Regions from separate parts of the Homo sapiens genome. Here region 1 is linked to region 2. A link is an interaction called in ENCODE POLR2A ChIA-PET data of the cell type or tissue named here. Cell type or tissue: GM12878. All regions are shown on one strand. Links, peaks and the distances in the headings refer to the core of each region. The heading gives the core; the rest is flanking DNA.

Region 1 (5,359 bases), core at 346-5,345, 230 kb after region 2:
TGTCTCAAAAAAACAAAAACAAAAACAAACAAACAAAAAAAACTTTTGGTCTCCAAAAGATAGTATAGGCCAGGTGCAGTGGCTTATGCCTGTAGTCCCAGAACTTTGGGAGGCTGAGGCAGGATGATCATTTGAGGCCAGGAGCTTAAGACCAGCCTAGGCAACACAGCAAGACCCTATCTCTTAAAAACAAAAAAAAAAAAAGAAAGAAAGAAAAAGATAAAAAGATAGTATTAAGAGAATGGTATATAATGAAACTTCGATAAAAGGAAAAAAAAAAAAAAAAAAAAAAGGCCGAGTGAGATGGCTCATGCCTGTAATCCCAGCACTTTGGGAGGCCAAGGTGGGTGGATTCCTTGAGGCCAAGAGTTTGAGATCAGCCTGGGCAACATGGCAAAATCCTGTCTCTACTAAAAATACAAAAATTAGCAGGGCATGATGGTGGGTGCCTGCAATCCCAGCTACTTGGGAGGCTGAGGTGAAAGAATCGCTCGAACCCGGAAGGCGGAGGGTGCAGTGAGCTGAGATTGTGCCACTGCACTCCAGCCTGGGCGACAGAGCAAGACTCCATCCCCCCAAAAAAAAACAAAAACAAAAACAAAAAAACAAAACAACTCAACAAAAATGGGCCAAAGATCTGAACAAACACTTCACCAAAGAAGATATATGGAAGGCAAATAAAAACATGAAAGATGTTGAACATCATTAATCACTAGGGAAATGCAAACTAAAACCACAAAGTACCATTACACTGCTATTAGAATGGCTAAAATTAAATTACCAAGTATTGGCAGGAGGAACAGGATCTCTTATATTGCTGGTGGGAATGTAAAACTATACAACCACTTTAGAAAACAGTTTGAAAGTTTCTTAAAAAGTTAAGCAGCCAGGCGTGGTGGCTCATGGCTATAATCCCAGCACGTTGGGAGGCCGAGACGAGTGGATCATGAGGTCAAGAGATCGAGACCATCCTGGCCAATACAGTGAAACCCTGTCTCTACTAAAAATAGAAAAATTAGCCGGGCGTGGTGGGGCGTGCCTGTAATCTCAGCTTCTCAGGAGGCTGAGGCAGGAGAATCACTTGAACCCGGGAAGCGGAGGTTGCTGTGAGTCAGGATTACACCACTGCTCTCCAGCCTGGCAACAGAGCAAGATTTCGTCTCAAAAAAAAAAAAAAGTTAAGCATCCACCTACTATCCGATCCAACCACTCTTTGGTAATTACCAGCAATTTCCATTCTTTGTATTGAAACATATCTTCATACAAAGACTTGTACACAAATATACATAGCAGCTTTATTTGAATAGCCAAGATCTGAAAAACTAAATGTACATAAATAAGTGAATGGATAAACAAGCCACAGTATATCTACACAATGGAATACACTACTGAGCAATAAAAAGGAATGAACTATTGATACATGCAACATAAATGAATCTAAAATAATCATGCTGAAAGCCAGATTGAAAAAAAAGAGTATGTACTGTATGATTCTATCAGTATTAATATAAAACTCTAGAAAATGCAATCGATAATGACAGAAAACAGATTAGTGATGGCTTGGGATGTCTCCTGAGAGTGGGGAGAAATAGGAGGGAGAATTACAGTCAAGAGGAAATTTATGGGGCTGAAGGATATGTCTACTAGCTTTACTGGGATGGTTTTACTGTGTATATATAACTTATCACATTGTTGAAAACATCAAATTGTACATTGTAAATATATGTACTGTAAATATATACTTTATATCAATTACATCCCAGTAAGGTTTTAAAAAATAATTCTAAAATATAATATTCTAAGGCAACATTTTTCTAATCAAAGTGTATAATTAAAAATTGAAACCACAGCTGCATACTCTAAACTCATTAAGATCAGGAACCATTTCTCGTTTGTTTTTTGGGGGGCAGGGGAGAGGTGTGGAGACAGAATCTTGCTCTGTCACCCAGGCTGGAGTGCAGTGGTGTGATCACCACTCACTGTTAAGCCTCGAACTCCTGGGCTCAAGTGATCCTTCCACCTCAGCCTCCCTTGTGACTGGGACTACAGGTGGGCACTACCACACCAGCTCCCATTTCTTGTTTTCGGTCTCCTCCTCCTATTTCCCTACACCTGTATGCTTAGCATACAGGTAATCTAGTATGTCATTAAAAGAACAGACCCTGCATTGGGCCAGGCGCGGTGGCTCACGCCTGTAATCCCAGCACTTTGGGAGGCCGAAGCGGGCAGATCACGAGGTCAGGAGATCGAGACCATCCTGGCTAACATGGTGAAACCCCATCTCTACTAAAAATACAAAAAAAAAAACTTAGCTGGGCGTGGTGGCGGGCGCCTGTAGTCCCAGCTACTAGGGTGGCTGAGGAAGGAGAATGGCGTGAACCCGGGAGGCAGAGCTTGCAGTGAGCCAAGATAGCACCACTGCACTCCAGCCTGGGCGACAGAGCGAGACTCCATCTCAAAAAAAAAAAAAAAAAGAACAGACCCTGCATAAAGAAAGCACTCAGTAAATACTTGTTAAATAGATTCACAGCAGCAAACAGATCTCTTGGCCTCACTGAAATTATCTGGATACTGGAAAAAATTTTAAACTCCATAAAATTTGTTTTCATTTCACTGGAAATGTATCTGGAGACCTGGTTCTCATACAACATTATAAATGAAGGAATTCCCTCTCTTACGTTTCTCTATTCCTCCCACTGTCCATTAATAATTCTCAGAGTCCATGCTCTTAATTAGGTACTTTCAGCAGGCTTTCACAATGTAAGTTTATTTAAAATGCAGATAAGTACAGGCCAAGAAGCTATTTCTACTTAATATTAGGTGAGAGCTTACCATAATATAATCAAATATGTAAAAAAGATTAGCTGAAGCAAAAATTTTTGTCATCAAAGTTTTCTTTGAATGGCCTATGACCCAGAAGCACCTTCCCATAAAGGCAGGTCATTTGCTTGTAAACCCAAGACAGTACAGGCTAGAAAAATGGTTCCCAATTTGTTCCAGTGGCAGATCATTTGGAAATCAGTGTTCTTTGCAGAACGTGAAATTTTAAGACTCATATTCTATCACAGCAGGGACAATGCTAGTAATGACTTTAAAACTTAAAATCAAACTACAGGAACATGTTTCTAAGAAAAAAACCAAAAAGTATTAAAAGCCATTTTCCCTTTAAAACCTCCATGATCATTCGCTCATTTATTTTACAATCTTTCACTACTCACTAGCAAGTAAATTGCAGCAGACAACAAAGATTTTTTTTTCTAATTTATGGAAGAAAAATAAAATTGAAAAAATAATTGCTTTTTTTCCCCTGTGAACTGGGAAAAGATCGCTATTAAATTTGTTTCATTCACTTATGTTTAATAAATTCCCAGGCCAAACACCCACGTCTGTCAGGACACTTTCTAAACAGCCATATGTACTCTTTCCTAAAGAAGATCTGCCTGACAAGGTGCCTGCACACAGTGAGTAAAGCAGGGTCTCCTTTTATACCTGTTTTCACAGTTGCCCTCTCATTTTACTAAGAAAGGCAGATCTCTCACTTATCTTGAAATTCTCTATAGGATACATGTTGCTCTGAAGTGCAATAAATAAATCCTAGACACTAAACAAAGAGATAATTACAAATATTTTCATTTAAGTATCTTGCCTCTTCCATCCTCTAGCCTAGTGGAAAAATACATCCTCCTGAGGGGACAGGCCCATGAAAATAAAAAGAAAGCATCTTTAAGATTTTTAAAAAATTAGCCAAGTGTGGTGGCATGTGCCTGCAGTCCTAGCTACTCAGGAGGCTGAAATGGGAGGATCGCTTGAGCCTGGGAGGTTGAAGCTGCAGTGAGCCATGATCATGCCACTGTACTCCAGCCTGGGTGACAGAATGAGACTTTAATAATAATAATAATAATAATTCAGTTCAAAAGACAGGTTTTAAAGCTTTACGGTTGTAGGGAAAATCCTTTTAAATTCAATATGTAGACTTTTTTGTTGTTGTAAGGAGTATAAATAAAAAAGTGCGATTAAAGACTTAAATCTAAAAATATCATATTAGAATTATGCAGGGGAAATATAATGAAAAAAGTTCACAGAGAAAAAAAGGACAATGTAAAATTTCCAACTTTTAAAGACACACTTTTCATGTGTATTTTTAAAAAATGATGGTGGATATCAAATTATTTTGGTATTTAAATTCCATTCAGCACATTTAAAAGACTGATGCAACTGTTTTACCTTAAAACATCAGTATTTATAACACATATGAAATTACATCTACTGCAACTATTTAAATGTAAAATGAAAATTTCTAGATGTCAGCATAAAAATGTGCAAGTTTTTCAAAATTCTTTTGGGGATACACAGCAAAAAAAGTTAGAAAACTCCTAATTTAGGAGAAAGAATCAAGTAGATTCAGTGATGAATACATGTTAGCCTGGCATGAGAAAGAGGGGAAGAATGATGACTAGGTTTCTGGCTTGAGAACTGGATACATCATTTATATTGGAGATACAGGTTTATGGGAAAAAATACTGTGAACACTGATGTGGGACTGTCTGGGAAGCAGGAGGATGTAGCAGTTTTAGATAGGCTGTAAGAGAAAATCTCTCCAAGAAAATGATGTCTGACTATAAAGACCTAAAGGAGGTAAAAGGGCCAGCCACGTGATTATCTGAGGGAAGGGTGTTTCAGGTAGAAAATTCAGCAAGTACAAAAGTCCTAAGACTAAAACATGTCTACGTTATAGAAACAAGAAAGCCAGTATGGGGCAGAAGCAGAACAAACAAGGGACAATATTAAAGAGGTCAGAGAGGTAAAAGCGGGAGGTGGGGCAGCCCTAGACTGCAGAGGGCCTAGTAAACCTTTGGGAGGACTTTTTTGACTTTTATTCTGAGAAGCACTGAGAGGGTTTTGAACAAAGGAGTGAAATGATCTCACTTATCTCTTTGTGTTTGGGGAGAAAAAGAAACTAAATAGGACAAGAGCAGATGATCAGAGACCAGTTGAAAAGATATTTCAATATTCCAGGAGATTGGTGATGATGACTTGGTTCCAGGTGGTAAAAGTCAAAAAGTATAAAACGGTAACTAAATATATAGTTTGAGGTAGAGCTAAAAGGATGTGCTGACAAATTAGATGTGTGGTATAAAAAAAGACAATATTCAAGAATAACTTAAGATTTTTAGTTTGAGCAACCGGAAGGATGGAGTAGCCATTTATTGATATGTTAACCACTACAAAAGAAACAAGTTTGCAGGGGAAGAAAAGGATACAGTGTTGGTTGAGATGCCTCTGTGGAAATATCAAGTAAAAAGTTGGCCGGGTGTGGTGCTTCATGCCTGTAACTCAAACACTTTGGAGGCTGAGGCAG
Region 2 (5,568 bases), core at 248-5,247:
ACCAACCATAGTTCTTGTTACCCTGGGCCACAAGTGCCTTATCCACTAGATTGAGAAAGTTAATGCCAGAGGGAAGTGAGAAACTAACTATGGAAGAGTGGACCCATGTTGCAAAAACAAAGTTCTAGGGAAAGACGTGAACAAAGATGGGTGAGTATGAATGGGGTCTGACTGGAACATGGCAGAGAAGAAATTCAACTATGCAATGAGATAAAGCAAAGATTCTAATGAAAGACTGATGTGGTCATAAACAAACAAACAAACAAACAAAAAACAGGTGCCCAATGAATACTTCTAACTGAAAAAAAATCTGAAGATGCTGGTCAGAGGATCCTCAGGAGGGAAAAAACCTGACTTTCCTTGGTAAGGGCCTGTGGAGCAAGTAATTGCAGCTTGAACCATGGGGTCTCCTTGGAGCTGCGGGCACCAAGCATCAGATCTGAACACAGAAGCTGGGCCAGTTTGTTAAGTAGGGTGCGGCAGAGACTGTTAGTTGCCTATCCAATATCCAGTCTCCTCTTTTTCCTTGGTCACATAACCCAGATTTTAATCTGGGTGGCAGTGTGCTCAGCTGAAAGACTACACTTGGAAGCCACATTTGCAGCCTGAGGGCCAGTGAGACATAAGCAGAAGTTGTTGGGTAGTCTTCTGTGGACTCCTTAAGAGGGAATAGACTACTCACAGACTCCTTTTTCTCCTTCTCCCTTCCTTCCATGCCTTTCTGGAACAGGAAGTTTAACATGATGATTGGCGCTCTAGCTGTCACATTGGACCATGAAGTTATGTTGTTTTTTTTTTTAATTAATTTTTAGTTTTATTTCAGTGGTTTTGGGGGTATAGGTGGTTTTTGATTCCACGGATAGGTTCTTTGGTGGTGATTTCTGAGATTTTAGAGCAGTGTACACTGTACCCAATATGTAGTCTCTTATCCCTCACCCCTCCCAACTTCTCCCCACACCGAGTCCCCAAAGTCCGCTATGTCATTCTTATACCTTTGCATCCTCATAGCTTAGGAAGTGATCTTGAAGATGAAAGCCATATTCTAAGGATGGCAGGACGAAAAGATAAAACTTTGATGATGCTGTATCTCCCATACCAGCCAGACTCCAGCCTTCTTTTATATGAGAGAGAAATAAGCTTCTATGTTGTTGAAAACACTGTTACTTCTTCATTCACCCAGGACATCACAAGCTTAGTGATCTTGGAAAGGCTTTGACAGAGGAGTGAAAAACTGGCGTGTTTTGGTTTGTTTATTTGTTTCAGTTAAATAAACTGTAAGACAAAGGTGATTTAAAATGACAAAATATAGTCTCTGAGCTCAGTCATAAAAAGGAATCAAGGGATTATGTAATTGTATTATGTATTTATTTGGTCTAAACAAAAAAGAGCTTTATTCTCTCATGTAAGTGAGTAGTCCGGAGGTCACGTGGGCTTCAGATAAGGCCTCATGAACAGCTGGACGAGACAATGAAGACCCAGTGTCTTTCTGTCTCTTCTTAGTCTCCATGGTGACGGCTTTATTCTTGGGCTGTCTTGCCAGATGATCACAAGATGGCTGCCAGACACAACCTGAGTTATGGATGTCCTCATTCACATTTCCTCAGAGAAAGGAAACTTCTTTCCCAGAAGCCCCTGGCAAAGTCACCTTGCATTGGCCTGCATTGGGTGACTATCCCTAAGCCAATCTCTGGAGCTAGGATGATAGGGGTCACTGGTTGGTTTAAACCTCCCAAGGTCTACCCAGAGAATTGCAATGATGTTAATCCCTGCCAACAGCATGGCTAGGAAGTATGGGACCCTGTTAGGAAAGAGAAAAGAAGAAAAATGCCTGTGGGGAGGCCACCCTATGCCCTATATTTTTCCTCGTCATCCTCACCAGGTAGTGTTATTTAAAGGACTTTAATATTTTAAAAGGCAAATTGCTCCCAAAAGGTCTATTGCCCTCAAATTTCATTTTCAGTAGCCTGAAACCCAGTATTAGACTTATTGATTTGGGGTAAGGCGCGGGATTTCCTGAAAAACCTTTGCTTCATTCATTCAACTTACCTCATTCATTAATTCCTCGGTAGACATTTCTTGGGTGCTGGTTATGTGTCATACACTCTGCAGGTCTTGCCTGAGAGGATAAACACATCATAAGCCATTAGGATCGGTGGCACTAGCACATGGGGCACTTGTACTCTTTATGAAGGTCGGGAAGCAAGTAGGAGGGCACGGGAGACAGGACAGGTAAGTTTTGATCGTGAGGAGGGAAGAGGCCTAGGAGTTGGGCATAGGGTGATGCCCAGAGAGACTGCACCTGCATGAGTCCCTCAGTGAGGACCCGGGGTGGGCTCTTAGTTCTTTGAAACTCAGAAAGGGAGACTGCTGTGAGGGCTGCATTTGGGGACTTGAAGCAGTGCCTGTTTTGCCGTCTTATGAGGGCAGGCTTTGTAATTGGGGTTTCCAGTCCCCCAGTTAGGAAGTCTCTGGGGGAAAGATGACTAGAGTCTGTGGTTCTTGATTTGGGCTTGGAGAGGATTTGGGGGTAAGATGCTAGGAAATGAGAGTGAAATCTCTGAAACTTACAGGAAGAATCTTCCCCAGTCCAGCTTGTCTGCTGCTCTCCTGACGCTGGAACAGCTTCTCAGGAGTTTTCCATTTTTCATGGCACAATTCTTTCTCCTGCAAGGATAAGAGAATAAGAGCTTCATAACCCAAATAGTTCACAGCGTGGTATTCGCCTCTATTTAAAATCATCTCCCATTGGGTTCAATTAACAATGTACATGTCAAATTATGTCACACCCATTACTTGCTCTAATTTGGTCAGGCTGGGTCAGGCAGTCCCTGAACTGATGGAGCTGTTAACCTCCCAGCAGAGAGTCACGGTGGCTGTGCCTGCACTGCCCTTGGCCTTGGCTGTGTCAGGGCAGAACACTGTACTGGGAAAGTACCAGGCAGTGCTGCAGGAAAGGTCAAGTTCGTGACGACAGTGACCAGTCATCAAGCCCTTTACCAGAGCTTTGCCTCTAGAGATGACTATGTGAATTGAATCGTGGCTCTGTCATTTAGCAGCTGTGTGATCTTGGGCACGTGAACTTTTCTGAGCCTCATTTTCCACATCTGTAAAATGAGACTATTATAACACTTCATTTATATTTATACTTTTAATTATATTGATATTTATTTCACTAGGGTTGTAGTGAGGATTAAATGCCATAATGCATGTAAAGTGTTTTGCATAATGCCTGGCACTTAGGATTAACTCAATACCAGCTATTTAGTAGTAGTATTTAATTTTTAAAAAATCTTGTTTGGTCCCTCAAAACTGGGATTCCTTCTGAGATCACATTCAGGAAATATTTCATCAGCCCTCAAGAAACTCGGAGAAGACAGGCAGTCTTTCCTGGAACGGGTAGAGGGGAACCAAAGGATCTGCAATGGTACCTAGACATCAGGATTATTAATATGTGTGCCAAGAGCAACCCTGACTTTAAGAACACCTCTGTGTGGGCACAGAAAGCTTCTTTTTCTGCCTTGGGGTTTCACAGGTCAATCAATCTGTGTGGTCAATCTTTGTGCGGTCAATCTGCAGAGCCCCAAGGGAGAAGGTAGAAGGGTGCTGGGCACTCTCTCCATTTTAAGTAGAGGTAAACTGGCTGGGCGTGGTGGCTCACGCCTGTAATCCCAGTACTTTGGGAGGCCAAGATGGGCGGATCATGAGGTCAGGAGATCGAGACCATCCTGGCTAATACGGTGAAACCCCGTCTCTACTAAAAATACAAAAAAATTAGGTGGGCGTACTGGTGGGTGCCTGTAGTCCCAGCTACTCAGGAGGCTGAGGCAGGAGAATGGTGTGAACCCGGGAGGCGGAGCTTGCAGTGAGCCGAGATCGCGCCACTGCACTCCAGCCTGGGTGACAGAGCGAGACTCCGTCTCAAAATAAATAAATAAATAAATAGAGGTAAACTGAGGCACAGAGAAGTCTCCACACACATGTACAGTACTTTTCATCCCCTCTCAAAAAACAAGGGAAACTGTACTAATTGTAGAGCTAGAGGCAGAATCTCTTGCCCAGAGAGACTTGAGACTGAGGCCAATATTGGGGAAAATTACCTTGGTTTACTTTACAAGCACAAAGGCTATGCTTCTTACCCTCTCTCCACATCCAAAAATCTCTGGGGTACATCGGCAGCCTCCTTTATGGTACATCCAGGAGATAGATAGTGTGTTGTGGAAAAAGCCCTGGGTTGTAGTCAAGAAACTTGTCCTGTAATCCCAGTCCTGCGAAACCAGCGATGTGGCCTTGGAAATGTCACTGAACATAGTACTGTACTTGAGAAACTGAATGGAAGGGTTTGGGCTACACCAATGGTTCCCAAACCTGGCTGCTCATGAGAATCTATGTGTGTGCATATGTGCATGTGTGCGTGTGTGTGTGCTGGGGCAGGGGTAGCTGGAGCCTAGGAATCTGTATGTTGTTTTTTGTTTGTTTTTTGAGACAGAGTCTCACTCTGTCACCCAGGCTGGAGTGCAGTGGCACAATCTTGACTCACTGCAACCTCCGCCTCCTAGGTTCAATTGATTCTCCCACCTCAGCGTCCCAAGTAGCTGGGATTACAGGTGTGAGCCACCACGCCTGGCTGGAATCTGTACTTTGGAAATGTTTACATGATTATCAAGAGCAGTCACTGTTGGGGACCCTGGGAGCAGATGCTTTCTAGAGTGTCTTGCTAGGCTCTAACATTTTCTGACTCCAAAGCCTCTTTCAGCACATTCCACACAATTCAGTCCAAAGGCGATGTCAGCCCTCACAGTCAGCTCCCATGAGCAAATCAGTGTGTGATTCCGCATGTACCAGGCTGTCTGTGTGCTCGGGCCCTGGGTCCTGTCTGTTTCTTGGTTAATTTGGCATTGAAGCCTGCATCTTGGGCTCACCTGGGGCCAGTAGCGCCTGGACCCTGACTTGCTCCAGAGGGGCCTTCTTGCCATTGTGCTGTGGTCTAGAACACCAGCTGCACCTGCCCTGAGTCCAAGAGCAGATTAGGAAACCTGACCAGCCTCCCCTGCACCCTTGAGGCCAGCGTCCTTCACAGGAGTTTTGAATTCACAGAAATGTGTCTCCAGCTGTCTCAGAGTTATGAAAAGTCTCTGTGTTAATAAGGAGCTATGGAACGCCAGGGCTAAAGCTGTCTTTAACTCTTCTTTCAAAACATTCAATCCTGACATTCTTTGGCTTAGTAAATGGGGAGGAGGCTTTTGCATTTGTGTGGGGGCGAAGGAAGGCATAAACTGCGGCTCCCAGGGCTGACTTCTGTCCAGGAAACACAGGTCTAGACGTCCTCTGAGTGGCAGAGAGAACAGGAGAGTGGGACTCTGTGGTGGGAGTGACACTGTGGCCCCTCGCCTGCAGGACACTCCAAGCAAGTGGGGTGGGGCTGCATGGGTGAGTGTTGGGGTGCAGTGAGCAGAGGAGGGGGTGCTGTGTGCTCACCCACCATGTGCTCTTGCCCACTACTGTTGGGTAGGACCACAATCTAGTGTTGCCAAACACGGTGAAACTTGTGATTCTTGGAAGAAATCAGGA

Evidence for each region. ChIA-PET counts read pairs that join two places held together with the same protein. Peaks named below come from ENCODE experiments on the same cell type or tissue, not always from the same donor. Only the 100,000 strongest peaks of a DNase experiment are listed, where the experiment ranks them.
Region 1: POLR2A ChIA-PET joins it to region 2 with 5 read pairs; 3 of 35 experiments call an interaction of 5 or more read pairs at or near these places.

Annotation. Positions count from the first base shown.
Region 1 is chr14:50,217,949-50,223,307 of GRCh38, forward strand. All of the region lies in intron 1 of SOS2 (SOS Ras/Rho guanine nucleotide exchange factor 2), which reads right to left. Among named protein-coding and RNA genes, the nearest start is that of SOS2, 11 kb to the right of the region's middle. In GM12878, for the core only: no CTCF peak of the experiment used is centred there; no DNase peak of the experiment used is centred there.
Region 2 is chr14:49,990,210-49,995,777 of GRCh38, forward strand. It overlaps LINC01588 (long intergenic non-protein coding RNA 1588), which reads right to left. Exons shown (of 4, transcript NR_126498.1): 2 at 2,569-2,664; 3 at 2,047-2,116. LOC105370485 (a long non-coding RNA gene) reads left to right here. Exons shown (of 4, transcript XR_007064159.1): 4 at 1-1,304. Among named protein-coding and RNA genes, the nearest start is that of LINC01588, 15 kb to the right of the region's middle. In GM12878, for the core only: no CTCF peak of the experiment used is centred there; DNase peaks (open chromatin) are centred at 2,520, 2,952, 3,369 and 3,552; H3K27ac peaks cover 947 bases.